Regions from separate parts of the Homo sapiens genome. Here regions 2, 3 and 4 are each linked to region 1. Evidence: chromatin loops called from intact Hi-C (ENCODE). Cell type or tissue: heart left ventricle. All regions are shown on one strand.

Region 1 (8,000 bases):
AATGCAGCTCAAATTGGCAAATTTAGAGATCTAAAATCATCTGTGTTCTGATTACTCCAAAATGTCTTTATTCTTTCACTATATTCTAAACATTCCAGAGTGATGCCACATTTACTAGAGGTCACCAAGTTGCAAGATATATACGAAGCAGATAAGTTTCTATAATGTAATTGTTTCATAACTCATTTTCTCTTCTAATGCTGAAAAGCCTCTGCTTTATAAAAGAAATGCTCTCTGGCCAATTATAGTTTGCTATGTAAAAATTCATGTATTAATAGTAATCCTCAGATGCTTTCTTAACACTCCTCATAGTAGATGTGATAAATTCAATACAAAGGCAGGGTCTCTGAGTCACTGTTACTTTCCTTCCAGTAGCTCTTCAACTTTAAAGAAGATCAAAATCATATGAGGTATTTCTTTCCAGTTTCTGACTCTGTAGGTCTGGTGGGGCCAGGAATCTGCATTTTTAACAAGTGCTTCAGGTGACTGTAATGCAGGTATCCAGGATGCAGGGCCTTCCATGGCACCGAGCAGTGCTGGCTTTTCATGATGCCAATTTTAACATGATTATTTTGCTAATTTCAGGGGGCTTTTTTCTTTTCAAACATAATGTTGGCCCTGTTTATAAAATCTAGACATACATAACCACATACACATACTTCTATGTCACTTATACAACCTCCCAGCACCACAACTATCAAAGCCTTGGACCCAGAAAGGGGATGTGTTAGTCTGAATCATGTGAAATTGCCAATATTCAACACTTTTTCACTTATGAAAGCACAGGGTTCCTATGCTTAAATCTGTAATCTGCATGAGGATGGGGGAACAGACTGATGGACCCGTCTTATTCTGACCACTAATTACACATGAAGCCCTATCACCCCAGGGGCCCCTGACATCACAGCATTGGTTCTCTGATTTAGTCTTTGCAATAACTCTGCAAGGAGGCTGGGCATTAGCAGCTCACGCCTGTAATCCCAGCACTTTGGGAGGCTGAGGTGGGAGGATCACTTGAACCCAGGTGTTTTGAGACCAGCCAAGGCAACAAAGCAAGACCTCTGTCTCTTAAAAAAAAAAAAAAAATTGGCCAGGCGCTGTGGCTCACGCCTGTAATCCCAGCACTTTGGGAGGCCAAGGTGGGCGGATCACGAGGTCAGGAGATCGAGACCATCCTGGCTAACACAGTGAAACCCCATCTCTACTAAAAATACAAAAAATTAGCCGGGCATGGTGGCGGGCGCCTATAGCCCCAGCTACTCGGGAGGCTGAGGCAGGAGAATGGCATGAACCTGGGAGGTGGAGCTTGCAGTGAGCCAAGATCACGCCATTGTACTCCAGCCTGGGCGACAGAGCAAGACTCCGTCTCAAAAAAAAAAAAAAAAAAAAATTAATTAGCCAGGCATGGTGATGCACCTATGCTCCCAACTACTCAGGAGGCTGAGGTGGGAGGATCGCTCGAGCCCAGGAGTTCAAGGCTGCAGTGAGCTATGATCATGCCACTTGCACTACAGCCTGGGTGACAAGAGTGAGACCCTGTCTAAAAATCATCATTATCATCATCATCATCATAATCATCATCATCATCCTGCAGGGTATTTTAAAATGAAATAACACACCCAAGGTCTCATGGCTACTTAGAGGTAGAAGGAGAACTCAATGCCAGGAAGACCTGATCCAACCAGAGGCTACTACTGCCCTTCTTTCAACAGCTCAGGGATCCCCATGGCTGATGTCACAGCCTCAGACCCCCACTGTGTCCTGTCCCTCTCTGACAAAGCATGCTGCACTCCAAACATACCAAGCATTCTCAACCAGCTGTCTCACAGGGGCCCCTGCCTACTGAGCAAGATTAGAAAGAAAAGCAGAGGCTCTTTAAAAAGTCACACATTTGGGATGAAAATGATGACAGACAGAGAGACGAGGGAGAACCTCCCTCACACACACACACACAGAACACAATGCCAATGAGAGCCAATGACCTGAACTCATGGTGGAAATTTTACACCACATTTGGTGTTCAAGACTTCAGAAGTTGAGGAAGTAGAAAACACAGTTTATGAGGTTGTTGTCAAAGTAGCCTCTTTTTATTAAGTTTTATCACTTGAGAGTATGATACACTGAATGAAAAAGGAACGAGAACATGCCTGCTGTAATGAAGATGAGCCTGATGTTATCATGATGCTGTCTGAGCTCTGTGTAGGTATAATTCATTTCATTCTATATCAGAAATAAAAGGCAGCAGAGATAATATATATTATTCCCTGTCATGGAATCTTCTTTCTGGTGATACCATGGTTCCTTTAATATACCAGTGACTAAATCAAATCCCCCTAGAGTACAGTCATGATAAATCTACTGCATAGTAAATTTCATTTTTTAGTGATCAGTATTATATCAAAATGCTACTTTATAGCAATAACTGATTTATACATTTTTATTATACACAATAAAACTACAGTCTTACTTTTATATATTTAATTAACAAAAGGTAATACTTTTTCCTTTAAATTTAGCAACTGTGTCTCTATACACCTATAAATTGCTAATGGCACCAGGCACTAAACACACAGCCTGGTTCTATTGTTAAGGTTATTGGAGATACCTAAGTCAAACTTGATAGGAAGTAGGAAAAAAAAAACAGCCTTAAGCATAAGTTATTTGATTTTTTTCTTCTCCAAGGGAGCTTCTTTAAATTGTTTCTTCATTCATTCAACAAATATTTATTGAGTGACTACTACATGCTAAAATTGTTAAGTAATCTGGTTTTACACATTATGAGTATGTTAAAAGGAATGCTTTAAACCACCTTATAATTGTATATCTAGATGGAACATCACACTGAGTCCATTTTAAGTTCATTTTAAGCATGTGCTTATTACATGATGTAAAGTACCTCAAGCTACTCAAACAGAGAAGAGAGAACAAATAGTATCCATCAAAAACAGGCTGGGCCAGGCAGAGTGGCTGACATCTGTAAACCCAGCACTTTGGGAGGCTGAAGACTACTTGAGCCCAGAAGTTTAAGACTAGCCTGGGCAATGTACCAAAACCCCATCTCTATCAATTTTTTTCTTTAATTAGCCGTGCATGGTGGCTTGTGCCTATGGACCCAGCTGCTCAGGAGGCTGAGGTGGGAGGACTGCTTGAGCCCAGGAAGTCGAAGCTACATTGAGCCATGATCAGTGATCCTGCCACTGCACTCCAGCCTGGATGACAGAGCAAGACGCCTTGAGAAAAAAAAATCAAAAAAACACAGACTATACAAAGGGTGTGGTCCAATTCCTTCTCACCCTCTGTCAAAGCCTACCTGTTACCTGTGAGCCCATTTTGATTCCATAGCTAGAAGCCAGGGAAAAGTAATGGGGCCTCAGACTCCCAGAGTAACCCACACTAATATGCACTCTTCTCATTGTATGCAATAAATCTGCTTTCTGCATATTGAATAGAAAGAGAGATTAAAATGAATATTCACCCATCTGAAAAACTGATGCTCTATAAGCTTTTATGCTTTGCAGCCCATAAAAAGTAAATGCTTTGCTTCTGCTTTGGCTGGTGCATGTTGAAATAAATCATTCTGTTAAACAGTGGCCTTTTCTTCAGAGGGAGATGCTAAAACCTTATCAGTTTTGACAAGTCTCTGACTCCTCTCCTCTCATTCATCTCTCCTGTATGTCCTGCAATCCTTGCTCTTTTAGCTTGCAAGGTCATTTCCAACCCCTGCTAGCCCCAGTTTCGAAAGGAAGCCACACAGCCATCTTCAATCAGATTCTCCACCCTGCCCTGACTTCTAACCCAAAGCCCAACACTTGCATTTCATATAAAGTTTTTGATGACTCATTAGTCTTCTGAGTTTTAAGCAGGAAAAATGGCTGAATCAGATTTCCAGGCAGATTTTCATGACTTCTTGAATTACATACCTAAACCCTCAGTGCTGTAGAAGTCACTCCTTGCAGACGTAAGAAAAGTACAGACAAGCCATGTCCTAAAGATGTTACACACCTACACAGAGCCATCCACACCACTGCTTTTTCTGGTCTACTACAAGAAGGCCCCAAAGGTTAACATGAACCCTTTACTTAGTTGGCAAATATATACTACTTCTTCCAGTTTTACCACTACATGTAGATTAGCAGCAACATATGACACAGCAGAAAAAAGAAAAAATTGAGTAAGACTGTAGCAGGTGAATCTAAAGTTGTCTCTGGATCAGTGCTGAATTTCAACAAACTACACTACAAGTAGCAGTGGAACTACAACTCCCACTAAAGAACTCAATTTTACAATAAAGACTTAGAGATGCACACGTAAGCGGATGAAAGTCCGCTCTCGTGCCTTTCTTTAGCTGTCCAGGAAGCCATCTATGGATGGGGCTGGACCTTGCTTGGCTCAGGCAGGGGGGTTAAGGGACGCAGCTACACCTAGTGATCAGCTGCGGATGGCAGCAGGAGCAACCGGCAGCAGGGAAGCACTCTTCAGCTGTTTCTCAGAAAGGCCGGCTACAAAGCGCTCAGGATCAATCTGTTAAAAGACATCATGATTATTTTTATTTACCTGGAGTGTTAAATGACAGAGATGCAATGGTTGTCTTTGAGGGTTCAGAGAAAAATTAGGCTCAATTTTAGGATACACATTGTCAGTACTTTAAATAAATGTCCAAGAAAAATCTTCATTATTTTTTTCTGTTTTTTGAGACGGAGTCTCGCTCTGTCGCCCAGACTGGAGTGCAGTGGCGCGATCTCGGCTCACTGCAAGCTCCGCCTCCCGGGTTCACGCCATTCTCCTGCCTCAGCTTCCGGAGTAGCTGGGACTACAGGCGCCCACCAACACGCCCGGCTAATTTTTTTGTATTTTTAGTAGAAACGGGGTTTCACCACGTTAGCCAGGATGGTCTCCGTCTCCTGACCTCGTGATCCACCTGCCTCGGCCTCCCAAAGTATTGGGATTACAGGCGTGAGCCACCGCGCCTGGCCGAAAAACCTTTATTTTCTTTCTATTTGGAATTTGAGTTTATTGCCAAAGGCAAAGTTTCACAATTCCACATTACAATTCCAAATCTTACATCTACTAACTTCCAGTTCTCTCCTGAGAAAGTCCCTGTTTCTTTCCATTTTAGTAGATTTTGAAATTTTAATAAATGAATAACTTCTCAAAGTGTGGTAACTATACCTGCTTTATCCTTGCCCATTACCATCCACAAAGGGGCCGTACAAATGTAAGTGCTCAATAAATATTTATTTGAATTAAATATTTCAATAAGAATTATTAATAAGCACTATTAAATATTCTAATAAGCACACTGGGCTGCATGCTTATTATAACAAGCCAACAAATATCTCCTATACAAAATATCAACCCAGGGAAATTTCCAATGGCTAACCATTACAACAAAATTTAATTGTTACATCGTGGTAAGTAAAAACATAGGAAACTTTTTTATTCATTTGAGTTTTACAACTGGCTGGATTTAGTCTCTTCCCCAGTGTCTGGCCAGAGACAACACGATCACATCACCATGTTGGTAATACCGGCCGTATTAATCAAGAGGCTAAGCAGTGAATGAATGGATGTGATATTTTTACCCCCAGTTCTCTTTCAGCTCTTGTCAAGGGAGGCTGATAGGGCAGGCAGAAGATCTCAGTTCTTTTAGAACAAGGGTTCTCCAATCTCAGGTCACATCAGAATCCCATGGGGGGCTTGTTCTAACACAGATTGCCGGGCCTCATCCCCAGGGTTGCGGATTCAGGGTCAGAGGGTTGCAAGTCTAACAACTTTCAATGTAATGCTGATGCTGCTGGCTCAAGGACAACACTTTAAAAACTCCTCTTTCAGGGCCAGGCGTGGTGGCTCATGCCTGTAATCCCAGCACTTTGGGAGGTGGAAGCAGGAGGATCACCTGAGGTCAGGAGTTCAAGACCAGCCATGGCCAACATGGTGAAACCCCGTCTCTACTAAAAATACAAAAATTAGCCAGGCGTGGTGGCAGGCACCTGTAATTCCAGCCACTCGGGAGGCTGAGGCAGGAGAATCGCTTGAACCCGGGAGGCAGAGGTTGTAGTGAGCCAATATCACTCAGTTGCACTCTAGCCTGGGGGACAAGAGCGAGACTTTGTCTCAAAAAAAACAAAACAAAACAAAACAAAACAAAACAAAAACCTCCTCTTTCAGGACAACGTTTCTTCAACTGTGGCTACAAACCCTGACCACCCAGGGATGCTGGGGGACCTCTGTCGTGGACATCAGAATCACCACAGCTGGGCCCCAGGAAGCAGCCTTTGAAAGGAGGCCTCCAGATGCTCCCCGTGGACAGCAGGTTTTGAGAAGCACAGATTAAAACCTAGCTCACCATCAACACTGGTGCAGTTTCCCAGGCCCTCCCCAGAGCCACCTAACGTCACTGAGGCAGGATGTCACTGTGATCTACCTGCACAACTGCCACTCTTCATGGCCCTCCTTCAACTTTCCATGTGTTTCTCCTTCATAGCTAAGAGGGCACAAGGGGAGTGACCCTCCCTTGCTAAGATCTCTAGAGCTTGTCACATCCCACACCTGAGTACACAACACTTCTCTTCTCATCCTGTTTTTGTCTTTTTCTCTCACATACTCCCAGACCCTTAATTATGCCCTGGCCTTGCCAGCCTCCTCACCAATGATGGGGGCACTACAGACTAGGAAGCTTGGTGACTAAATCTTTCCTCCTCTCCACCCAAGGCAGCCCAACTTATTTTTCTCTGCTGGGTTTTTCAGAGCTACAGTGTCAACTCAGGCTTTCTGATGACTAAACTGAAAACCACCGCGGTATTTTAGGAAGCAAAAAAGCAACATCCTCTTATAATGCAAGATTTACATTATTTTGTACCTTTTTAGAATGTTTGTGAGTTGGAAAGACATTAATAATTAAACCTTCCCTCGCTTATAAAATAAGCCTATTAACATGCATGTTATATTCATAAAGATAGTAAGCACACTAAAAAGTGAAACTATAGGAAAGTTGGTTTTCAAAGAGAAGAATCTCAGAACTAAAGTAAAATGCATGGTGGACATAACCCCTAAGAAAAATGTTTCACTGTTGAAAAGCATAAAACTCATTAAAATGCCTGATTCCCTAAATGAAAACTAAGCCTTGGGATATTTAGATAATACATGCTCATTCTAGAAACTTAATGAAATCTAAAACAAAAATTGAAAGAAAACAATATTTAATCTAATACATAGTTCCTCTACTGTATACAGCCTCACAATTCCTAGAATATATTACAATCCTTAGAGAATTATGAAAAATTTAAATAAAGGTATTGACTTTTCTAGAATTGTCACAGAATTGCTTAAATTCTGAAACCAACTTTTACCAAATCTAAAGGCTAGGCTATGCTTCATTTATAAAGAATTTATATAATCTGAAGACATAATTCAAATTACTTGTTCATTAAAGAAAATTCATTTTGAATTACCAAAATTATATACACACTTATCCATATATCACTACATGTCAATAGATTCTTTTCTTAAAATCTGTAAAAATAACCCTTTGAAAACATGAGAGACTAAAACCTATAATTTTCTAGATCGGAACAATTTATTATGCTCAAGCAATTCTTCTTTACATATACAGAACACTAAGAATGTTATAGTAATTTCTTAGCATATTTCTTTCATGCTCACTGATTTAAATTTGAAGTATTTTCTTCATTATCAATTTTCAATCTAGCGAAAGCACCTTGAAAATGTAAAATGCTATGACTATAGTTATCTGAAAAAGAAAAAATAAACTTAACTGCTAAACAAACATATTACCACTCTTTGCAAAGGGTGCTTTAAAATTCTGTATTTTGAAAAAATTTCAGATTTATAGAAGACTTGCAAAAACAATACAAACTGTGCAAGTACACCCTTCACCCAGCTTCCCCCTAATGTTAACATCTTACATTCACAGAGCAGAATTACCAAAGCTAAGAAATTAACATTGGTACCACACTACTAACTAAATTACAGGCTTTATT
Region 2 (8,000 bases), 300 kb before region 1:
CACATGCTATACAGTTTGTAGTCTAGGAGCAATAGGCCATACCACATAGCCTAGGTGTGCTGTAGGCTCTACCATCTCGATTTGTGTAAGTGCACTCTATCATGTTCGCATAATGAAAAAAAATCGCCTGACGATACATTTCTCAGAATGCATCCTTGTCATCAAGCAATGCATGACTTTATTACAGGTATATACACACATACAAATATACAGGGAGAGTGACCGGGATAGAGAGAAAGGAAGAGGCAGGGAGGAAATGGTTTTTACAAACAAATTTGCTGAAAAAAGAGTAAAGATGGTAAAGTTCAGGTCTTTGGCAAGAATGGTGCATGTTGGCCGGGCACAGAGGCTCACGCCGGTAATCCCAGCACTTTGGGAAGTCGAGGCAGGCAGATCACGAGGTCAGGAGTTTGAGACCAGCCTGGCCAATATGGTGAAACCCCGTCTCTGCTAAAAATACAAAAAAACTAGCCAGGCATGGTGGTGCACGCCTGTAGTTCCAGCTACTCGGGAGGCTGAGGCAGGAGAATCGCTTGAACCCAGGAGACAGAGGTTGCAGTGAGCTGAGACTGTGCTACTGCACTCCAGCCTGGGCAATAGAGGGAGACTCCTTCTCAAAAAAAAAAAAAATGGTGCACGTTACCAAGAATGTTTCACTGATACGCATAGTATCCTAGGATACACCATAATACAGTGAACAATTTACCCACTGTGGGATATGTCACTTATCATTTGTAAAGAATTTCTTTTTTTTTCTTTTTCTTGAGACAGACCCGTTCTGTCACCCAGGCTGGAGTGCAGTGGCACGATCTCAGTTCACTGCAACCTCTGCCTCCTGGGTTCAGGTGATTCTCCTGCTTCAGCCTCTCCAATAGCTGGGATTACAGGCACCTGCCACCAAGCCCAGCTAACTTATTTTTTATTTTTAGTAGAGACGGGGTTTCACCATGTTGGCCAGGCTGATCTCGAACTCCTGGCCTCAAGTGATCCGCCCGCCGCGGACTCCCAAAGTGCTGGGATTACAGGCATGAGCCACTGCGCCAGGCCATTTGTGAAGAATTTCTGAAGGAAGCTTTTGGTTTTCTGTTTCTCCTAGTGTTTTCAGCTCCTCAGCTCCTTTCTGTGGGAGCTATAGGATAATTAAAATAACTGAACTCAGTGCATCTTGATTTATTCCCTTAGGTAGGTGGTCTAGAAACAGATTTATACACATATATTTCTATCACTGTATCTCTAAGCTTGGCTGGGTGGAAAGTTATTTTTACTGAGTACACTATTTCGTTTTCAGGTTTTGTTGTTGTTAATTCAGAACCCAGTATAACTTATTACATTTCTATTAAAACCTTAGGTTTTAAAACTCGTTTTTCATAGAGGTCTAAAGAGGTGTTTCTCTCTCTCTTTTTTTTTTGCCTCTAGCATAACCACTTTAAAAATTTCATTTTTTAAAAGCTTCATTTGAAATGTCCTCACTTGATGATGAATGATCGATCAGCTTTCCAGGGAAATAACTGTATATTAGGGAAAATTCTTTATATCAGCTCTCAGAATATAAAAACAAGATAGCTAAATTCTAGATATCCTTGCAAACTGTTTTGTTTACATAGAGACCCAGTTCGTTCTTTCCCCATTTTAACTTTTCATTAAAAACATTAACAAAAATTGCATATGCCTTTATAAAATGTCAAAAAATAGATTTCAAAGGAAAAATTAAACATTTCTTCCTAACTTTCACTTAACTGACCACAAACTTATCCCATTTAGACAATAGTATGTTTCCCTCAGGATACTTCTTTATATACAAATAAACATACAGACACATATACGAAGGGATTTTTTTTTTTAAAACTTTTCCTACTTTATTCAAAGAATAATAAGCTGACACATTCCTCTGCAGCTTGTTCTGATCCTTTACCAATAATATAATGTTGACAACTCTTCAGGCCAATAAGGACACAGAGACCCAAATTTACACTTTCGACACCTGCTACGACAAAGAACATCCAATAAAGAGCCATGTGAATGGTCTTCATTTCTACAGAAGAGAGTCCTACAAGTCAGATTTCTAGCCAAAAGGTATATGTATTTTTAATCTTCCAGGGTTTTGATTTATTGAATATAAATACTAAGCAACTGCTCCAGACATGAAAATAGTATTTTTTAATTTATTAATGATCATGGTCAGTGGTTTATATAAAGTTATATAAAGTTATATAAAGTGGCCCTGTTACTTCAAAGAAAAGAAGACTGGCTAATGTGAAAGCAGCTTCCAGCCCAAAAGAAAAGAAGTCTCTTGGCATCCTCTGTTCTAAGCACAAGCAATCATCTTGACTTCCCCCACTCCCTCCTTTTGGTGGTGGTGGTGTTACTGTTGCTCTTGTTGTTACCGAACCTGTACTGAGTGCTAGCTATGTGCCAGCCACTCTGCTAAGCACTTTATGTCATTTGGTCCCTTCGGTAACCATTGAGAGAAGTATTGTCATTTTATAACCAGGAGGGTTTAAAAAAACTTCCCTAAGGTCACACAGAAAAGCAGATTGTAATCCAGTCAGTCAGATTCTGGAGCTGATGATTTAGTCTAACATATAATCAAGGTTTCATAGCACATCTCAGAGTCAGATAACCAAATATTGGTGGCATATGCTCTCTGGAGAAAATTAAAAAGAGAACAAAAAAAAGTGCATTAGAAGCTATTAGGGTCATCTTCAGCTTTGAATTATAAGTCTTAAAAAGTAAAATTAATCGATTCTCAAATTACATGAGCTATTCTCTTATTTAAAAATAAAAGTTAAAACTCACTATGCTTATGATGACAGTATGGAACCAAAACTAATTCTATTATTTCTTCTCAAGGAAACAAAAGAATTAGTGACAGAATGCAAGATAAGGAGATGAAAATAAAATCTATCATTTAAAAACTACCAACATTCATTGAAAAACATGAATTTTAAGTAAGACATTTAATATAATATAAACAATTAAATAAACCCCTGGATCTCTTCAGAAGCCCAGAGGATATTTTTATTCTTGTTGCTTCCTAATGCAATAAAATGATATAATAACACTCATGTGGCTTTACTTAAAAATGTTATTTAAGATCAAATTATTCAAAACAGATGACCAATTCTCTGAGCTTACACAACCCAAGAGAAGACAAACATTATCTATTAAGTGCCAAAATGGTCTGAAGGTCAGAAGCATATCTGTGATGACTCACAGAGGCACTCGATACTAAGTGCTCTTCATCTTCTGCCTCCACAGAGTGCCCTCCACAGGTCTGTCAAGAGATGCCACGTGAATCACTTCCAACATTCACTCCTGTATAAATGGCACTTTTATTGTTGCCGACAAGGAAATGGGAAGAAATGTACAAGAAGTAATACCACTGATTATCTTGGGTATTTTTATTCAAGGCTAATTTTTCTTTCATTTAACCAGTATTTTTGTAAATAACTCTTTCAAGTAATCGTTTTCAATCCGGGTAAAAAAAACAAACCAGGTACCCATAAACACACTGGGTAGAATAGCAAAATAATATGAATAATAACTGCACAATAATATAATTTTATAATAACATGAAGAGAAAATATTAGGTGGGAATAGTAGACCAATGGTAATCTAAGGCAGTGATATGAGGAAGTGGGAAGGATAAATGGGATATCTTGAGTTACAATCAAAGGATTGTTTGTCTGAATGGATACTGAGAGGCTGGGGAGCTGATGGTGTCCAAAATGATTCTTAGCCTAAAATATGTGAAAGAACGGTGGTTCTTTTACACCACTTACATGATTCCAGTTTATGCTGACAACTGAATTTTATCTGACAAAAAAGCAGAAACAGTAATTTGATACATCTATATCACCAATGACGGATAATCTGAGATATGCCTGGCACTCAATTAGTTGAATTAACTACCACAATGCACTATGAACAAAAAATAACAACAGAGGCATTTTAAATCCTTTTATGTATCTCATTGGCAGAAACACTTTTTCTTTAATTTTTTCTTCTTTATCATTTACACAATTATTCTAAAAAGAAACAGCAAACTTTAAAATGTACTGTGTATATGTATTGAGTAATCACTGCCCAGGCACTGTCGTAAGCACCACTGATTCAAAGTTGAGTATAATAACTCAAGCCCCATTCTTAAGTCAGGTGTGGCAGGAAGACAGTGATGTTGCAATGGTGTGAACACCTCCCTCGTTCAACATTCACTGAGGGCACACACAAAAGTGGCACTGAAGCTAGCTCAGGGAGGTGGGGTGCTAGTGACAGCTCTTTAGAGAAAGGGAACTCTGAGCTGAGTCCTCCAGGATGAGGCATTAAGACAGGCCACAGATGGAGAACAGGCTGGGGATTCAACATTTGTTCATTCCACAAACATTTGTGAGCCTGTTACAGTGAACAGACACTGACATTGGGCATGAAAAAGACATGTCCACGGCCCCTCAGAAGCTTCCAGTCTAACAGAGTAAGCAACTGTGTAATTAAGTAATTAAAACACGAAGTTGTAATTGCTATGTCAGACATATTCAAATGCCAAAGTGACAGAATGGCACCGCAGAAAACAATGGCTAACGCAAGTTTAGGATCATCATCAGGGTAAATTAAGAACTGAACTGGACTGTCACTGAGAAACTGTAGAGCACACACAAATGCAAATAGTGACCATCAATACCTTGGAGGGTAGAGGAAGATACTTTATTCACTGTCCAAACTTCATTCACTTCATTCATTGTCCAAACTTTAGAAGGATTAATCAGTGCTCCACAGCTGAAATCAAGATGTGATTTAACCACAGGAGGAACAGCATGTCCACAGTTATTGTTGGGAATCACATTATGGCTTTCTAGGAAAGCAACTGGGCTCTTGCGAAAGTAATAGCAGTTCACATTAAAATGCCTTGTCCTTTACAGCTTGGTGTTTTGCTTTTATAAAACTTCTTTCAAGAGCTGCATTGCTGCCTTAAGTGGCATTCCAGGGAGGCGAACTCCCACTTTGCACACAAACAGGTCAGATACGTCAAAACTAACCATTATTGTTGGAGTTTGAAAGCTACTTTATCCCCATGAGAGTTAACTGCCAGAGAGACGGTTCTTTTCTAAAGTGTTTTAGACAACATCTCTAAACCTTTTTATTAGGCAGAATTACTTCCATAGAGTCTACAGCCAGGCCCAGAGGAGAAAGCTGAACTAAAGGCAAAGAATATTTTTAAATCGTTGAGGAAAAAAAATCTTCAGTGATTTTATATTTCAAATAAAAAATATTCAGGTGATTTAATATTTAAAATTGTCTATCAGATTTTTTATTGATTGGTAGGCAGTGTAATGAAGAGAGGAGGGGATGGGGTACCATCAATTTAGAGTTAAGGTATCTTTCAGTTACACAGAAAATTAAGTACTAGAGAGTACATATACCAAAACAAAACCTCTGAGCAGCCAAAACAGATGTCGTCAAATCCATGCATTTATTCAGTTGACTCACAGCCTGTACTCAACCATATGCACAAAAATTATGTTATCTGGTATCTACACCTTCAGAAATTCACAGGAAAGAAAGACTGCTAAAGCAGACACCCAAGCAACAATGAGAAAACTGAGTTGCCAAAAGGGAAGACATAATAAAATATAAAATACAGTCATGCCAAGTTGCAGCACAGCAGCCAGGGGTAGTTAGGAGCATAAGTAAGCCACTACTCTTTAGCAAATCTGCAGAAAAACATTTATGTTTTTCAACATGGCCTTAACTTACCACAAACATGTTAATTTATGTTGAGTAAGGCAAAAAGGTGCCTGATAAAGCTTAGAGTGATATTCACCTAAAAGCAGTAAAATTTCCTGATACCATAGTGCAGCCAGTTGTCAGCCATCTTGAAAATTCAGCTCTCTAAACCGACTTCATCTCCTGAAGACAAAGTCCACCATGCCACTGTGCAATTTCAACTTCAGTTTTACTTTTCATTTCAGAACCATGAGCTTTCATAAGATTACAAAGATTAACTTGCATATGGCCCAATCTCTAGCCTAAGGGAAGACACTGGGGCTCTTAGCCTTGAGGATACTCCTGATGCATATGCCAGTTAGGAGCTACAGAAGAGCAACATCATGTGGTCAGACATCAAGTGAGCTGATATCCACGCCCCACAGAAAGCATCTAATAATTACTTGCATTAGAATATCCTCAGAAAAATCAGCACTCTTCAAAAAGCCATCAGTTAAATAATGGCCACTTACTGGCCACTTCAGGAAGAAAAGATCATTGCTTTCCTTGGGAAGCTTAAAAATCTAAAAAACTGATCGATGGCTGGCAAGATGGCCGAACAGGAACAACTCCGGTCTGCAGCTTCCAGCGAGATCAACACAGAAGGCGGGTGATTTCTGCATTTCCAACTGAGGTACCCAGCTCATCACATTGGGACTGGTTAGACAGTGGGTGCAGCCCATGGAGGGAGAGCAGAAGCAGGGTGGGGCATTGCCTCCCGGGAAGCGCAAGGGGTCAAGGAACTTCTCTCCCCTAGCCAAGGGAAGCCATGAGGCACTGTGCCATAAGGAATGGTGCACTCCAGCTCAGATATTACGCTTTTCCCACAGTCTTTGCAACCCACAGACTAGGAGATTCCCCCCGGTGCCTGTGCCACCAGGGCCCTGGGTTTCAAGCACAAAATTGGGCAGCTGTTTGGGCAGACACTGAGCTAGCTGCAGGAGTTTTGTTTCATACCCCAGTGGCACCTGGAAAGACAGTAAGACAGAACTGTTCACTCCCCTGGAAAGGGGGCTGAAGCCAGGAAGCCAAGTAGTCTAGCTCAGCAGATCCCACCTCCACGGAGCCCAGCAAGCTAAGATCCACTGGCTTCAAATTCTCACTGCCAGCACAGCAGTCTGAAGTCAACCTGGGATGCTCCAGCTTGCTGGGCGAGGGGTGTCTGCCATTACTGGACTTGAGTAGGCAGTTTTCCCCTCACAACATAAACAAAGACACTGGGAAGTTCGAACGGGGTGAAGCCCACCACAGCTCTGCAAAGCTGCTGTAGCCAGACTGCCTCTCTAGCTTCCTCCTCTCTGGGCAGGACATCTCTGAAAGAAAGGCAGCGGTCCCAGGCAGGGGCTTATAGGTAAAACTCCCATCTCCCTGGGACAGAGCACCTGGAGGAAGGGGTGGCTGTGGGCGCAGCTTCAGCAGACTTAAACGTTTCTGCCTGTCAGCTCTGAAGAGAGCAGTGGATCTCCCAGCACAGAGCTCAAGCTCTGCTAAGGGACAGACTACCTCTTCAAGTGGGTCCCTGACCCCTGTGCCTCATGATGGGGAGACACCTCCCAGCAGGGGTTGACAGACACCTCACATAGGAGAGCTCCAGCTGGTATCTGGTAGGTGCCCCTCTGGGATGAAGCTTCCAGAGGAAGGAAGAGGCAGCAATCTTTGCTGTTCTGCAGCCTCCACTGGTGACACCCAGGCAAACAGAGTCCAAAGTGGACCTCCAGTAAACTCCAGCAGACCTGCAGCAGAGGGGTCCGAATGTTAGAAGGAAAACTAACAAACAGAAAGGAATAGTATAAACATCAACAAAAAGGACATCCACACCAAAAACCCATACAAAGGCCAACCAACATCAAAGACCAAAGGTAGATAAACCAACGAAGATGGGGAGAAACCAGAGCAAAGAGGCTGAAATTGCAAAAACCAGAATGCCTTTTCTCCTCCAAAGGATCACAACTCCTCACCAGTGGGGAACAAAACTTCGACAGACAATGAGTTTGACAAATTGACAGTAGGCTTCAGAAGGTGGGTAATAACGAACTCCTCCGAGCTAAAGGAGCATGTCCTAATGCAAGTCAAGGAAGCTAAGTACTTTGAAAAAAGGTTAGATGAATTGATAACTAGAATAACCAGTTTAGAGAAGAACATAAATGACCTGATGGAGCTGAAAAACACAGCACGAGAACTTCGTGAAGCATACACAAGTATCAATAGCCAAATCAATCAAGCGGAAGAGAGGATATCAG
Region 3 (8,000 bases), 810 kb before region 1:
GAGAAGTCATCACAAACTATAACATGTAGACCATCCCTTCATTTGGGTTTGTCTGATGTCTTCTCATGACTGGAAACAAGGCCGTGCATTTCGGTAAGAAAACCAGAGAGGGGATGTTCCCTCCTCCCAGGGGTTCAGGATGTCCATCTGTCTTATTACTGGTGATGTTAACTTGCTCACTTGTTAAGATGGTGTCTGCCAGATTTTCTCACCATAAAGTTATCATCTTTCTCTTTGCAGTCAATAAATATCTGGGAGGAAGATATTTTGGGACTACGCAAATATTTTGTTTCTCGCCCACTGATTTGAGCATCCGTTGGTGGATCTTGTCTGCAACAATTAATTATCACTGTGGTGTTTGCCTAATGGTGATTTCCTGTTTCCCTCTCTTTCAACATTCTACACTAAGAAAGAGCTGTCTCTTCTTCCCTATTATTGTTTATTTATTTTATGATTTGTTTATTTCAGTGTGAGCTTATACATAATAATTTTATTCTATCAGCTAAAATCCAAGGGTACTAATATTGATTTTGTTCACATTGTTCCAGCTTTGGCCAGTGGGAGCTCCGTCAGGCTGGCTCTTTTGTTCTTTTCTGACAAGTCCCCAGCCTGTTTTATTTCTTTACTCTCTGCAACCACATAATGGTCCAGGCTCATCCCGCACTATCCCTGCATCAACTCTGCAGTCACTCTCTCCTCAAGGAGATAAGGGACCTTTTTTTTTTTTGAGATGGAGTCTCACTCTGTCACCCAGGCTGGAGTGCAGTGGCGCGATCTTGGCTCACTGCAAGCTCTGCCTCCTGGGTTCACGCCATTCTCCTGCCTCAGCCTCCCGAGTAGCTGGGACTACAGGCACCTGCCACCATGCCCGGCTAATTTTTTTGTATTTTTTTAGTAGAGATGGGGTTTCACCGTGTTAGCCAGGATAGTCTCAATCTCCTGACCTAGTGATCTGCCCGCCCCGGCCTCCCAAAGTGCTGGGATTACAGGTGTGAGCCACCGCGCCCGGCCATGGGACCTTTTTATTTTTAAACACAGTACACAGTATAACTATCATACCTAAAATAATAACATTACTGTTTTAAAATTATCAAATTTCTAGTCAGTGTTCCAGTTTCCCAGATTGTTTCTTACAGCTGCTTTTTTAAAAAATCCACTCTCAGATTGTTTCTTACAGATGCTTTTTAAAAAATCCACATCTAGGCAAAGTCCACAGATTGGATTTGGTTGGTATGTCTTGCAAATTTATTTTACTCTGTGAGTTCCTCTTTGCTCTCTCTTTTTTCTTGAGAATTTATTTGTTGAGGAAACAAGTTCATCTGTGTCCTGTAGAGAGTCCCACATCCTAGATTTTTCTCATTCATCACATCTCTGTGATATTATTTAATATGCTGCTTTCTAACTCTGTATTTCCTGTAAATCGGTAGGTAGTTCCAGGGCTTGGTAAGAATTCAAGATTGATTTATTTATACAAGGATACTTAAAGTATACTTTCATTAGGAAGCAAGCCAAAAATATCTGGTTGTCCCTTGTTTTATGGTTTTAAGAGAGATCATCGTGTTCGGATATCAGCTTGATCAGCCCATTATGAAATTCTGAATCAGTTTTTTAACTAAAGTATAATATACCTACAATAAAGACCGTAAGTAGACAGCTCAGTCAATTTTTACCAATGCATACACCATGTAACCACCATTCAGATCAAGATACAAACCACGTTCAGTCCCCAAGAGGCTCCCTCACGTTCCTTCCTCAACAATACCATCAGTATCACCAAAGAGAATCCATTCTTAAGCCTAGCATCATCAATTGTTTTTGCCTGTTTTTCAGCTTTGTGTAAATGAACCATACACTATGTCTTCTTCTGAGACTGGCTTATTTCACTCTGTGTTGTCTGTGTGAGAATCACCCACGGTGTTATATTGGTAGTTTATTGTTTTATATTGCTAAGAAGAATTCCACTGAATGAATACCCACTGTACAATTTATCCAACAGCTGATGAATGTTTGGGCTGTTTCCAGTTTTTAAATATTATGAGTAAACCTGTGATAAGCTTATCTTTTGGTAGATGATTCATTTCTGCAGTCATTTCTCTAAGAACAGAAGAGCTCAGCCTCAGACTGCGTATATGTTTAGCTTTGGTAAATGCTGTCAGTTTCCAAATGGTTGTACAGTATTTACTTCCTTCCTACAGTGTATAAGAGTTCCAGTTACTCCACAGCTTCACTAACACTTGGGATTATCATTTATTTGTCTGTCTTTAAAATTTCAGCCATTCTGGTGAGTACACAGTGGCATGTGATCCTGGTTTCAATGTGGATTTGCCTAAAAATGAATAATATTGAGTAACTTTTCTATGCTCATTGGCTATTCGGGACATCTTTATTATTATTATTATTATTATTATTATTATTATTTTCTTTTTGAGACAGAGTCTTGCTCTGTCGCCCAGGCTAGAGTGCAGTGGCACGATCTTGACTCACTGCAAGCTCCGCCTCCCGGGTTCACGTCATTTTCCTGCCTCAGCCTCCCAAGTAGCTGGGACTACAGGCACCTGCCACTGCGCCCGGCTAATTTTTTGTAGTTTCAGTAGAGACGGGGTTTCACCGTGTTAGCCAGGATGGTCTCGATCTCCTGATCTCGTGATCCACCCGCCTCAGCCTCCCAAAGTGCTGGGATTATAGGCGTGAGCCACTGCGCTGGGCTGGGACATCTTTTGTCTTCAGTGAAGTACCTGTCAAGTTTTTTGCCCATTTAATAAATTGAGTTGTCTATCATTTTCCTACTGGCTTGCAGTACAGCAGTTCTTCGACATTGTGGCCGAGTCCTTTGTCAGACACATGTATTATAAAAGTCTCCTCCCACTGCCTTGCTTCTTCACCCTCTTATTGCCATCTTTTGATGAAGAGAAGGGCTCAATTTTAATGAAAGTCCACGTTGTCAATATTTCTTTTAAGGCTATTGTTCTGTGTCCTGTTTAACAAATCTACCCGCGGTCGTGAAGATATTCTCCTATGTTTTCTTCTAGAAGCTTTGTTATTTTACTTTCCCCTTTTGGTCTACCATCTATCTAGAAGGGATTCTGTACATGGAGTGAGGGAGACCAACGTGTCCAGGCAGTCTTCCCCACCCACTGCAGTGCTGCGTTGCAATGGCATCTTTGTTGTAAGTCAGATGACGCTGAGGTACGGATCTGTCCCTGGACTGTCTCTTCTGCTAATTAGAAGATTAGCTGTTTTCTATCCTTGCCTTACCATTACACCGCTTTTCCTATCAGCTTTGCACCTAATACTTTCGGCAGCTGTTGAAGACCACTGTCTAATCTATTATTTTCATCAAGAGTTGCAAAGTGGTGAAATCTTAATTCTATCCATTTAATCTAGCTTTATTAGCTGGGAGACACATATAAAGAAAAACACTCTCTATTTGCCTACCTTGAATATCTGTGGCTCAAGGAACCATTCACTTCAAAGCACCGGCAGGTCTTGTCTCAGCCGGGAACTCTCCACCCACAGCCGTTAGGTGGCGCTACACTATGCTGAATGCCATGCTCTTACCTCCAAGAGGAAGACTGGAGTGGTTTGATTCTTTCCTGGCCAGTACTGGGGGATGCCAATGTAAACTAACTTTGTTTCTTATAGCTAAAAAAAGCCTTAGATTTAGATATATAAATGTAAACAAAAATAAACATTCTCACCAGGCCTAGGTCTCATGCCCACCTTGATGCTAAGAGAGCAAGAGACAGCCCCACATGAACAGAGGCGGGGCTTTAGGGAGGGGGGAGTATTCCAAAGAATAATCAAGGTTCTCTCAGTGGAAAATGGGAAGAGATGCTGCACAGGCAGGAGAGAAGAAACAACGGATGCCTCCCACCGTCCACTGTGAAGAACGGCTGATTGCTTTAGGTTTTACATGGAACAGCAATGTCACTGGTTAGTTCTGTGGTCACAGCTGCCTCTGGGAAGTGTGTTGTTGACAAGGTGCAGTGATTTAAGAAGTCTTTATGTCTTCTTGTTAGGCCTGTCCTGGTGCCTCAACTTCTTCGAGTCACTAGTAACTTAGTCCTGTGGGTTAAAGCACTGACCCTTTTTAGAAAGCTGCTAATCCCGGGGGGAGCGATGCATTATACATCTAGCTCCAGACGCTGGGGGTCTCCAGATGCAGGCAGGGGTAACTGCAACCTATTTTTAGTATTTTAGAAAAATCTGATATATCTAATACAAACGAACTACAATGTTAATATTCTTTGCTGGGATTGTATCATCTCAGCGTGAGCCTCTTGTTCTGATCAGAGGTTGGATCTGGATTGAAGAGAAATAAAAATAGGGATGTGGACTGCTAATGAATTCTTTTTGTCATTTTCTTGATAGAGATTTTTTTTTTCTTTTCTTTGAGATGGAGTCTCGCTCTGTCCCCCAGGCTGGAGTGCAGTGGCGCCATCTCGGCTCACTGCAAGCTCCGCCTCCCGGGTTCACGCCATTCTCCTGCCTCAGTCTCCCGAGTAGCTGGGACTACAGGTGCCCACCACCATGCCTGGCTAATTTTTTGTGTTTTTAGTAGAGACGGGGTTTCAACGTGTTAGCCAGGAGGGTCTTGATCTCCTGACCTCGTGATCCACCTGCCTTGGTCTCCCAAAGTGCTGGGATTACAGGCGTGAGCCACTGCGCCTGGCCAACAGAGATTTTTTAATGCACTGGGTCCATGAGAAGAAAGGGGGGATGACAGCAACTAGAGAAAGGTGAGGTTAATAAACTGCTTTTTAGAGGACAAAAGATTGGAACTTCTGGTTGAAGACAACTGTGGGTAGGTTCTTAAGGCTCCTTCCAAAGGAATATCAGTTTCCTGCAGGATGAGACACTATCGTGTTTTGATCGTTGAGAGGCAGGCAGAGTCCTGGGCTTCCAGGGAGACTTTGCAGGCCCGGGGTAGGAGGTGGCATTGCATCAGACAAGGGCACTGACTGGAGAGTAACCCACGCCCTGAGCCAGGTCTGCAACTTTAACTAGGCTTGATCTACCCGGAGTGAAACTTTATTTTGCCTTCAATTTAAGAGAGATCTCATTGTGTACTTCTAATGATACTTCACTGAAAAGTGACATTCGCTTATCCTTTAAATTTCCCCAAATTCTCTAAACATCTTCCTTATCTGCCGTGACTTTCTAATTGCCTGTTCTATTAAGCCGATTGCAGCTGGTTGATTAGCTACATATCACTGCCAATGAGAAAATGCAGGTGAAAGTGCTTTGAGAAACATGGCATTCTCCATTCAGTGGCTCTCAACCTTATTATCTCAACACATTGAAATCACCTAGGCATTTAAAAAAAACACCCATGTCTGGGCCCCACTCCCAGAGATTTTGATTTAATTGGTTGGGGTGTGGCCTAGGTGTGGGCTTTTTTTTTTTTTCATGTAAAGCTCCCCAAATAATTCTCAATGTGCAGGTAAGGCTGCGGGCTATGTGTAGCAGGGGTGCCCATATTTAGCACCTGCAAAACCTGCTGGCCTGGAAGCCTCATTCTGGGGACACTGGCTGTAACCAAATGCTCCCAATATACACATTCTCCCAAAAAGCATGCACGCGCGCGCACACACACGCACACACGCACACACACACACTCCAGGTCCTTTGAGACCTGACATGATTTCCAATTGAATAATCAAGTAATGTGGTGGTAAACTGGCCTTTGGCTGGTGGGAAGGAGCCCTGAGTTGTAGCATTTGTTGATTTCCATGATGTAAATCCTTCTACCATGGATGAATTCAAGTTACCAACAGTTGAAGACCCAGCTCAGAAAATTCCTGAAAACTTAACAATTGGCTCTCAAGAGCCAGTGTTTTTTTTTTTTTCCTCTTGGCAGTGGGCGGCGGAGGCAGGGGTCCTAATGAAACGGTCAGTGCTTGCTTGTGCGGCAGCGGCACACCATCCAAATGCAGAATGTGCATATCCTGTTTCCTGAAAAGCCAACCAATCCCTCACTGAGTGTCATGATCACCCCTTCACCTAGACCTACTTATTTCTTCTCCATTTCTAGTGAAACAAAAGTCAGAGAACTAGGAGGTGAGAGTGAGTGTGGGGCCTCGCTGTTCTGAAATGAAGAGCTCTGTCAAGCACTTACAAGCAGTGCACAACCGTGCGGCCTTCCCCGCCATTGTACTCCTCTTGCCACTTGTCCACCTGGCGAATGAGCTTCAAGAAGGAGCGCTTAGACACTGGTGTGTCCCTGTACATCGGCCAGCCCAGGAACTGGAATTGCTGCACCATCCGATATCCATCTTGGGGCTACGAAGAACAAGGCAACAATCGGGGAGTGGAAAGAAAACAGGCATTATTTACTGAATTCCAGTGGGCTGATTCCACTTACTTGATCTTCCCATTATTAAAGGCGAGTCCTGCCTACAAATTACCAACGTGGCTTCTGCTGGCCTGAAGAGTTATGGTTTTTAATCTCGAGCAGTTAAAAACAACCAGGGGTTTTAAATGACAGGCCAGACAAATGACAGGCCAGTGAGGCAGAATGCTTCCCATTCTGCAAAAGCCAAGAGAAAAATAACACAGCATAAGCACTGACCACATTGTCATGTTAAGTGGTAAAATAACTTCAATTACAGGTAAATTACAGGTAATGAATAATTTATAACCTGGAAATGTCTCTGAGCTCAGTGTGAAGATAGAGAACACTGCTTCCTGTGAGCATAATATGGTTTTGCTTATTGATGTTGAATCTTGCTAAGATAGCAATAGTTAATTAATCCTTAGTCATAGTGAAATAGAATTGCAGAATTCAAAAAAGTGTTACTTAGCTTATGATAGAAACATGAAAACAGCTTTAATCTGGCCACGGCTAAATCACTTGGACTGTATCTTCTGTGGCCTTCAGCAGCATCTGACATGGGTGACACTCTCTTCTTGTCAACACGCTTTCCTCACTGGCTGGTCCTTCTCCCACAGCAGTCCCTCCCTCTCTCTCTGCCTCAGTCTCCCCTTCTCCCAGACCTCTTGCTGACAGAAGCCCCCAGGCTCAATCCCTGGGGCCCTTCCTCTTCCTCTGCCTCTCATTTGATTTCATTCAGGCTCACGGCTTTAGATATTACCAATATCCCAATAAGTCATAAACTCATATATCTGGTTCAGCCCTCTCTCTTGAATTTCACCCTTATATTTTCAAAGGCCCACCTGATATTCCCACTTAGGGGCCTAAAAGTCATCCCAAACCTAGTATGTCTACAATTGAGCTTCTGATCCTCTCTCCACAATGCCCCCCACCCACAAACAATCCGGTTACACGGGCAGCCTGGACAACAACTCAGTCAGTGTCCATTCCATCATCCTAGCTCTCAGGACAGGAACCGTGAGAGCCCACTCCATTCCCCAGGATTGTGCTGGCTCTTCCTTCAGAAAATATCAGAACCTCCCCCTTCTCATGACCTCCACTCCTGCTCTCTCCCGTCTCACCATGATCTCCTCTCCTATCACTGTCATTTCTCACGGGGATTATTATCCCAACAGCCTCCTGATGCCTCTCTCCTCCAGTCTATTCTCAACACAGGTGCCAGAGTGCTCCTTTTAAAATGTAAATTACACCATTGGATTTTTGCACTCAAAACTCTGTAATGGCTCCTTATTTCCTTCAAAGCAAAAGTCCAAATGCTGACAGTGACTGCCAGGCCCTTCCAGCCGGGGCCCCCAAGCCACTGTCCTTCCAGGTGAACTGCTCACTCCCCATCAGCTACTCTTGCCTCTGCTCACTGAGCCTGGGCCATGCCGCCTCCTTGCTGTCCTGGCACTCACATGCAAGGCCCTGCCTTGGGGCCTCTGCACTGACCCTTCCTTCTGCCTGGAAAGCTGCCTCCCCAGAGAGCCTCGGTGCTCCCTGGACTCCTCCGTCTTGGCTCACAGGGCACACATGCTTACAACAGAGCTTGCTCCCCACTGTAAGGCCCTAGCACTTTCTAACCCCAGTACTTCTTTTCCTGTAGAATTTGTCACTTCCTAACTTA
Region 4 (8,000 bases), 380 kb before region 1:
TATTATCATCACCTCTGTTTTATAGATAAGGCAACTCAGGCCCAGAGAGGGTTAGCAGTTTTTCTCTAGTCCTATGTCTAGTGCCAGGCAGAGCCAACACTAAAACTCAGGTAGCTGCTCCCAGAGCCTGTGTTCTCAACCGCTGACTCTGGCTCTAGCACCCAAAAGCACTATTATTTCAAGAACTGAAGTGATGTTTTAGCACAAAACCCAGGCAGGAAATCTCAGAGTGAGTCAGTCCTTCAAATTTATTTTACTTCACTGTAATAAAAACTTATACGTTCTCCCCCTTTGCTCGGATTTTTGGAAATGTAATAGCAGACCTTCACTGCCCAAAGAATAGTACTTGATAAGCATGATTATGGAGTATTTAGACAAGGATGAAATAAAAATGAAACTGAAAGGCTTTCAGGGTAGAAATATCCGGTGGATCATCTCATCAGAAAGCAAACAAGAAATGAATCATAGAATTTCATACTGAAGAGATCTTCAAGGTCAACCAGCTCAATCCTCTTCTGAATATAGAAATCAATTTCTACCATGTCAGGTTATGCTTGAACAAATCAGCCACAAGAAACTCACTCAGATCTTGTCGAGTTTACACAGGTGCCCTTTCCTCCCCATCCCCTTCTCAGTTCTTTCCACCATTCCTCATTAGTTAAGAAAGGTTCCACATCCTTTCCTATCCTGATTGCTCTCCCCATGGGCAAAATCTATTTTGTGCTGTCTCTCTTAAAAAGCAGGAACTAGAAATAAATGTGAGAATTATGAGAAGCCTAAACAGCACTGGTAGAGTAAGGCTATCACCTCCTTCAATATGGGCATTTTGCTTTCCTGATGCAACCTAAGATTATTTTAGGATTTTTTTTTTTTTTTTTTTGCAGGGGATGGTGAGGCACTAACATCACAGGGATAATTTATACAAGATGGATGATATTGTAGATTCATTTGCATTGAAGCCAAATCCTCAATCTCTTCTTCATACATATTGCTGCTAAATTGTATTACTCTAATTCCAAGCCAGTACTCTTGGCTTTTTTGAACCATACAGGAAGGATTTAGATTTATTCCTATTACTTATCACCCTGTTAGATTCATCAACCATTTGCCCCTGGCCAAGGATGTTTTCCACTTATTGCTGCAGAATGCTTCTAGTCTCTCCCATGTTTATGAAATCCATGATTTGCTCTTTAGGTACTCTAAATGCTCACAAACCATCTGAATAATACTTTGGGACTGATACCAAACTTTCAGTCTATAATTTACAGCACACGTTTCCCTTTAACTTGCTCCTGCTTCCCAAAATTCCACACTGATCATAATCAGTGATTACTGATATTACCTGCAGATTTTCTCAAAACCCCAGGTCAAGAAAGGGTGAACCATATTTCTTCCTATAGCAAAAAGTCTCATTTGACTTCACTTTCCTCACCTTTCACTTTCCTCACCCACCTAACATGCCTTCCCCTCTTCTTTCTAACTTTGACCCTTTCACCTAACATATCTCTCTCCATTTTCTAAGGGTGACTCCATGCCAGCACAGGGCACAACCAGACCATGCATCACGAACAGTGCCAACTGCAGGCTGCAAACAGTTAAGAGGAAAGGGCGCATCGTCATTAGGCTTCCTGGTTTAGGTGAGGTTTCATACATTGAGGCACAGTGTGGGCCTACAAATATCAATTCAAAATTGGTTTTCATTTCTTAAAAATAACTGTCAATCTATTATTAAAAGGTAATTTGTCTCTTTGAGCATTATCCATTTACACATTATGCAGCAGCATCAAAAGGCTTCCTGAAAACACAGACACATGCATTATAATCAGTGGATATATATACAGCAATGTGTCAATAGCTGAGATGTACAGACACAAAACCAAAAGAAAAGGCAAAAATGTGTAAAAAAAAAAAAAAGAACAGGACTGGAAACATTATGTAGGTGGGGCTGCTAGTGACTAGAATTGAAACAGATCACAGTCTCTCTCCAGTCTAAACAATGAAATTCTAACCTGCTTTTGGAGAGAGAGAGAAACCATATATTGCCATGCCCAAAACAGGAATTCTTAACACTAAAGTGAAATAACACTAAACTTACTTCTTACAGAGTGAGCTTAGAAGTAGAAAGGAGCTCACACGGGCTTCACTTTCACCATCTGTATTATGGGGATCAAAGAACCTGCCCTGGAGAATTCATAAGGCAGTGGTAAAATAACAGATTTGAAAGCAATGCCTATCTTGTCAAATGATATAGGCAGTATTATCCATAGCTATTGTTTGCATTGCAACAAATGGTAAGATAAAACTTTTACAACAATGATGGAATTTATTCAACTAAATAGAGGAGATGACGAGGTTTAAAGAAGACAGGAAGAGAAAGGATTGGGAAATTCTCCTTTCTCCTTAGAGCCACCACTCAGGGCTGTGGGAATCACCAAATCAAAACAGCAGGTCTTATTCCAGGGACCAGACTGCCTGCACAAAGGTGCCACGAGGATACAGATGTGGGGTCTGAGAAACAGATGAAAGATGTACAAAACAGCAAAGTACACAGTCTACTAACCCAGGCCAGTCCCTGTACTCAATAGCATGTATCCCCAGAAGAAAAAAGTACCTGTTCCCTTTTCTAACAAAAGTCTTTTTTAAAATACAGAATTTTCCATGAGTATTGAACTTGTGGAAACAGTATAATACAAATTATGAAGAAAAAATTTAAAAACCAGCTACAATGGTTAAGGTTTAATAATTTCTCTTACTCCTACCAGATAGAATCTGACTATGCTAAGCATTTTTAAAACTTAAGAAAGAAATGAAACATTGATAAATGTATTCTTATCTAATGCTATCTGAATAATTAACTAACACCATAACAATTTATGGAATCTCCTCATCTCAGCACACAATTCAACACAGAAATTCCTCATTTACAAGACAAAAGAGCACTTAAATATCCCAATATACTGTTTCTCTCTGCTTCCTACCACAGAGTAGCCATACGGAAACAACACTACAATCTCTAATTGGGGAGCTTCATTCAGGTTTTGATTTTTGGAAGATTTTACACTTCTCTCTCCATTAACCCTACTTTTACTTAAGTTGCGGAATGGGTTTAGCACAATTAGAAATTTATAATCTAAGAAACTAAAGACTGCACCCAGCACACAAATCACTCTTGCTTATGATACAAACAGGCCCAAGTCATTCGCCAGCAGACCCTCCATTAAACACTCATCAATGAAAACACATCTTTAAGGCTATCTCTAAGATGGAATCTGTTATTCCAGAGCCCCTCCAGGCTGCTGGCACATTAACTATGAACATAAAACAAAGGGGCCCAAGTAAGAGAGTCTGACCTATTAGAGGACATCATTAGAGTAGACAGTTTCTGTAAACTTCACAGACAATTCCTATATGAACAATGTGGTACTCAGAGTAAGAAGTAAATTAACAATAGGAAAAAGGGTGGGGGCAGGCTGAGAAATACCAAGCCTGGAGGTTACTGGTCCCCAAGTTCACAAGCTGTTAGCTGACTATTCACAGGCTAAGGGCATTTTCTGTTCATATGCAGGTTTTGATAGAGCTAGGGGAAGCGTGCTAGGCATCTGATCAACCCCAGTGCTGCCAGTCAACACCAGGAAAGACAATGACAATTAATTGCAGGGTTCCTTATACTCACCAGCACACTTTGTTCTTGTCCTGAGAGCTGGACCAGGAGAGCCAGTGCCACCCTCCCCTGGCCTGGTCAGGAGCACACTAATCTCATATTCTGTATCTGGGTCAAGGTGTCCAATTTTATAGCTCGTGGAATCGACTGGCTGCCGGTCATTCCAGCTCCCACTGGCCGTGCAGTACTCCACCTCTCGGGCCACAATGGGCCCATCCCCATTGATGGAGTTGGCGTTGAGCTGTATCCACAGGTAGGTGGCTCCTACAGAGGCGAGCTGAGGTGGGGCAATAGGAACGGGTGGTTCTGAAAGACAAACCAGAAAGCTGTCTTTCAGATGCTTTGTCTTCAGTCTTAAAAGAGCTAAACATGCATCAATTATTAAAATGTAGAAGATAATAAAATTTCAGGAATAAATTGATGAGAAAAATTTTGTTTGGGTTAACAAGAAAAAGTATGTTGAAAAAGATTTTCATAGCATTCAAAGTTGTGAAATAAACCATCTTTAAACACATAAGCTTATTCAAGTAGGCATAACCCTAATTTGTTTTAGGACACCAACCACCGTGCATAGCATATGCAAATTAGCATATCTGATACTTTTTGTAATGGTGAATACAGAAAATATTCTCAAGACAAAAATGCATTAAAGTGATGCCTGTTTTAGGATACTAATTACAATATCTTGAATGAGTAAGCCCACTCATTACAGTGAGTCAGTTACACAGATATCAAAGGATTTTTTTTTTCCACTAAAGTTAACTGGTAAAAGTTCTCTCAAGTAGTAGTATTTAAGCTCTAGGAAGCATTCATTGTTAATCTCCTTATTGAGAATGTCTTCAAAATCATCAAAGGTATTAGTTCTTATATCATTAAATTGTTTCCTTATATTTATATTCCAAAGGTATCACCACTTTAAAAACATGCCTGAAATTACAGTTTATCTCATCAAAAATACATTTCCAGGATGACTCATTTTCCAAAATAACTATCACAATGGATTCATTTTGCTACAGGAGAATCGAGCATTCTGGATAATGAAGTCCACCACTGCTGCCATTCAGGGAACTTCCAGTAGTAAGTCTTACTAAAGCAGTGAATAGAAAGGAAAGCTCTGAAGCAAAAAACATACCATGCACAGCTTGATAAAACTAAGAAATCACTAGCAAACACACTTTACAACCCAAGAAAGTCCCTCTCTTTGTTTAAAATCTGAGACCGACTCTTTCCTATATCATTGTCAATCTTATCATAAATAGTACTCCCAGTATATTAGTTAGATGCCCGTTGAAAGGCTCTCTAGGCACCAAATGAAGGTATTCCACATGCCGATGCCACTGTGGGTGATACCACACATGATAAATGAGATCATTGTACAAAACAACGTATTTCTACCGGCATAAATCTCCCTCTCAGAAAAACATAAATCTAGTGATTTTTTTCAAGACTGTATCTATGGGTGGTTTGTGCCTTTTTGGCATGTTCTGTTTTTAACTCCTCATTTTGCTCATACAAATGCACGGAAAAATAAAATCCGCTATATCCTATTACTGGAATGCTGGCTTGCTTGCTGAAATTTCTGCTACCCTCTTGCATCCTCTTGCATGGCAGACATAGCTAATCGATCACAGCCATGTTCCCTGCTGCAGAGGACCTCAGAGAAGCTAGCACCACATGAGGTTTGCACCTGAGCTGATACCGGGTAAACTCCTAGACCAGCTAAAAACCAGCAACATTGGTTCCCTTTGTTGAGTTGGTTGTCTTAGTTCTTTTTTATATTCAAGGTGGGATAAGTCATACTGACTTTTTACAATTGCTGGGGAAATCTCACTCGACTAAGTCAAAATAAGACACAAAACTGTGAATGAATTTTCCTTCAGAGACTACAAACATAATGTAAATTTACTAAAATATTGTTCCTGTTGTTTATAAACTGAAACTTTGTGCTGGTTTTTCATTTCTTTAAACAGCTCTGCCTTAACTCACAATGATTTAACATCAATTCATATCATTAGGCGATTCCTTGAACCGAGACATGAAATGGGCCTTTTATGGTACATCCTAAGGCATTTATGTAGCCAGACTGAAAGAGCAGTTAATTACTTTCGAGTTGCAAATGCTAGCAAGGGTTGTTGAACTGCCATTCAAAATGAAACTCAGGGGCAAAGTCACAAAGGGTCATGAGTACACTCACTCATTTAAGACATTGTAACTAGTATCCTAAAATAGATGGGACTTTAATGCATTTGTTTCCTGAGAATGTTTTCTGTTTTAATTCTCCATTAAGAAAAGTACCAGATATGCTAAATCAAATGAAGTATTCAACTAGAACCTGGAAATAATTGGGACAGACATTCAAAAGGACTTTTGGTTTACAGAAGAATCAGCACAAGAATACGGCAACATTTAAATTTTCGTTTTTAGACAGAATCTTGCTCTGTCACCGAGGCTGCAGTGCAGTGGCACCATCGTGGCTCACTGCAGCCTCCGCCTCCCAGGTTCAAGTGATTCTCCAGCCCCAGCCTCCTGAGTAGCTGGGATTACAGGTGTGTGCCACCACAGCTGGTTAGTTTTTGTATTTCTACTAGAAATGGAGTTTCACCATGTTGGCCGGGCTGGTCTCGAACTCCTGACCTCAAGTGATCTGCCAGCCTCGGCCTCCCAAAGTGCTGGGATTATAGGCATGAGCCACCACGCCCGGCCAACATTTACATTTTCTTTTCTTTTTTTTTTTTTTTGAGATGGAGTCTTGCTCTGTCGCCCAGTGCAGTGTCGCCATCTTGGCTCACTGCAAGCTCTGTCTCCCAGGTTCACACCATTCTCCTGCCTCAGCCTTCCGAGTAGCTGGGACTACAGGCGCCCGCCACCATGCCCGGCTAATTTTGTATTTTTAGTAGAGACAGGGTTTCACCGTGTTAGCCAGGATGGTCTCAATCTCCTGACCTTGTGATCCACCCGCCTCAGCCTCCCAAAGTGCTGGGATTACAGGCATGAGCCACTGTGCCCGGCCACATTTGCATTTTCAACAAATTTTCCCAAAGGGAAAGGATGAAAGAGGTAAAGAAGGAAGGAAGGAGAAGGCAAGAATCTTAATCTGTACAAAGTGATAAAATGCAATTTAAAATATTTCTTAATTCAAGTGAAAGGACACCATAAAACTAATTCTAAATCAAGCCAGTAATGGCAGTATTTATACACACACAGACATATATCTAATGGATACGCACATGTAAATGCCTAATACATCAATAAATATGTCAGTATCATATTTAACTGTATGAAATATGTTTACATATGAAATATAGAAACGTAACTAAATAGGGTATTGATATATATATGCATATATACATGCATTGTGGAGATTATATGAAATATTTTTATGTCCTTGGTTATCAAAAGTGGCTAGACATGAATAAAGATGAGAGTGATGGTTAGTCAATTAAAGGACTTGGTCTTTATTTGGGAGGCTGGCCACAAATCAGTGTGTGACCTTAAAAGGTTAAAAACTCTATGGACTTTAGTTTCTCCCATTTGTAAAATTTAGCACTCCAAATATGATATGGTATATAAAAAAGTGTTAAATTATAGACAAGTGGCCTAAAAATGTTAGTGTATATTTTAAAGTAATTGCCTCAAGGTAATAACCTTATAAAACTAGTAGTATCTAGCATGTTATCTCATTAAAAAATATATCTATATACAAAATATGGCCATAAAATTATAATTGGAGAAAAAGTTAAATTTCATATTTGAGTCCTAACTGCATGCAAATTGTCATGAGCTGTGGCAGTGTGCGGAAATGGAAATAAGTCCCTGGTAATTTTTATCACAGTGAGCCAAGATACTACTACACTGCCATAAGACAGGAAAATGTGGTGCACAAATATGAATACGAATCTATTCATTCTTTCTATTTATGTTTGTTCAGGTAGACTAGAAATTTATAATTTACTTATAACTTCCAACAAATTAACTTTTCCACAAGGGAATTTTTAGAGATACTACTAGATTTGCATCCCACTAATCAATAACATGGGTAGTGGCAGGTCACAGTGAAGCAGTATAGCAACTGAAAGAAAAGGAAAAATAATCAAAAACAAATGAACCAAGATGAAAATTAAATAATGGTAGTAATAATGATGATGATAATGATGAACTCTAAAATGACAAAACAGTTTGTAGGCAAACTAGTGTCCTTTCTGTACATCATGATGTCTCACTTGCCAGAGCACTTTCAACAGGGTAGGGTGTGTACAGCAGGGAAGAATCTTAGTTTTGTTAGAGACTTTAAACCTAAATATTAGGCTGGTTCAAGTCTCATCACAAATAAAAACATGTT

What was found. Hi-C counts contacts between places; a loop is a spot of excess contacts. Peaks named below come from ENCODE experiments on the same cell type or tissue, not always from the same donor. Only the 100,000 strongest peaks of a DNase experiment are listed, where the experiment ranks them.
Region 2: it touches region 1 in a loop (2.8-fold over the local background); 7 of 110 quality-filtered maps call a loop at or near these places.
Region 3: a loop joins it to region 1, with 2.9 times the contacts of the local background. A loop is called at or near these places in 14 of 110 quality-filtered maps.
Region 4: a loop joins it to region 1, with 2.4 times the contacts of the local background. A loop is called at or near these places in 10 of 110 quality-filtered maps.

The regions. Positions count from the first base shown.
Region 1 is chr18:7,571,723-7,579,722 of GRCh38, reverse strand. The region is part of intron 1 of PTPRM (protein tyrosine phosphatase receptor type M); the gene reads right to left. Among named protein-coding and RNA genes, the nearest start is that of PTPRM, 8.4 kb to the right of the region's middle. RefSeq lists an enhancer at 1,270-2,026. In heart left ventricle, a CTCF peak has its summit at 4,415 (motif pointing left); no DNase peak of the experiment used is centred here; H3K27ac peaks cover 1,508 bases.
Region 2 is chr18:7,867,958-7,875,957 of GRCh38, reverse strand. The region is part of intron 2 of PTPRM (protein tyrosine phosphatase receptor type M); the gene reads right to left. Among named protein-coding and RNA genes, the nearest start is that of PTPRM, 300 kb to the right of the region's middle. In heart left ventricle, a CTCF peak has its summit at 3,278 (motif pointing left); no DNase peak of the experiment used is centred here.
Region 3 is chr18:8,385,354-8,393,353 of GRCh38, reverse strand. PTPRM (protein tyrosine phosphatase receptor type M) reads right to left here. Exons shown (of 33, transcript NM_001105244.2): 31 at 6,119-6,282. Among named protein-coding and RNA genes, the nearest start is that of RAB12, 220 kb to the left of the region's middle. In heart left ventricle, a CTCF peak has its summit at 3,514 (motif pointing right); a DNase peak (open chromatin) is centred at 3,524.
Region 4 is chr18:7,951,088-7,959,087 of GRCh38, reverse strand. It overlaps PTPRM (protein tyrosine phosphatase receptor type M), which reads right to left. Exons shown (of 33, transcript NM_001105244.2): 7 at 3,674-3,967. Among named protein-coding and RNA genes, the nearest start is that of PTPRM, 390 kb to the right of the region's middle. RefSeq lists an enhancer at 875-1,376. In heart left ventricle, no CTCF peak of the experiment used is centred here; no DNase peak of the experiment used is centred here; H3K27ac peaks cover 215 bases.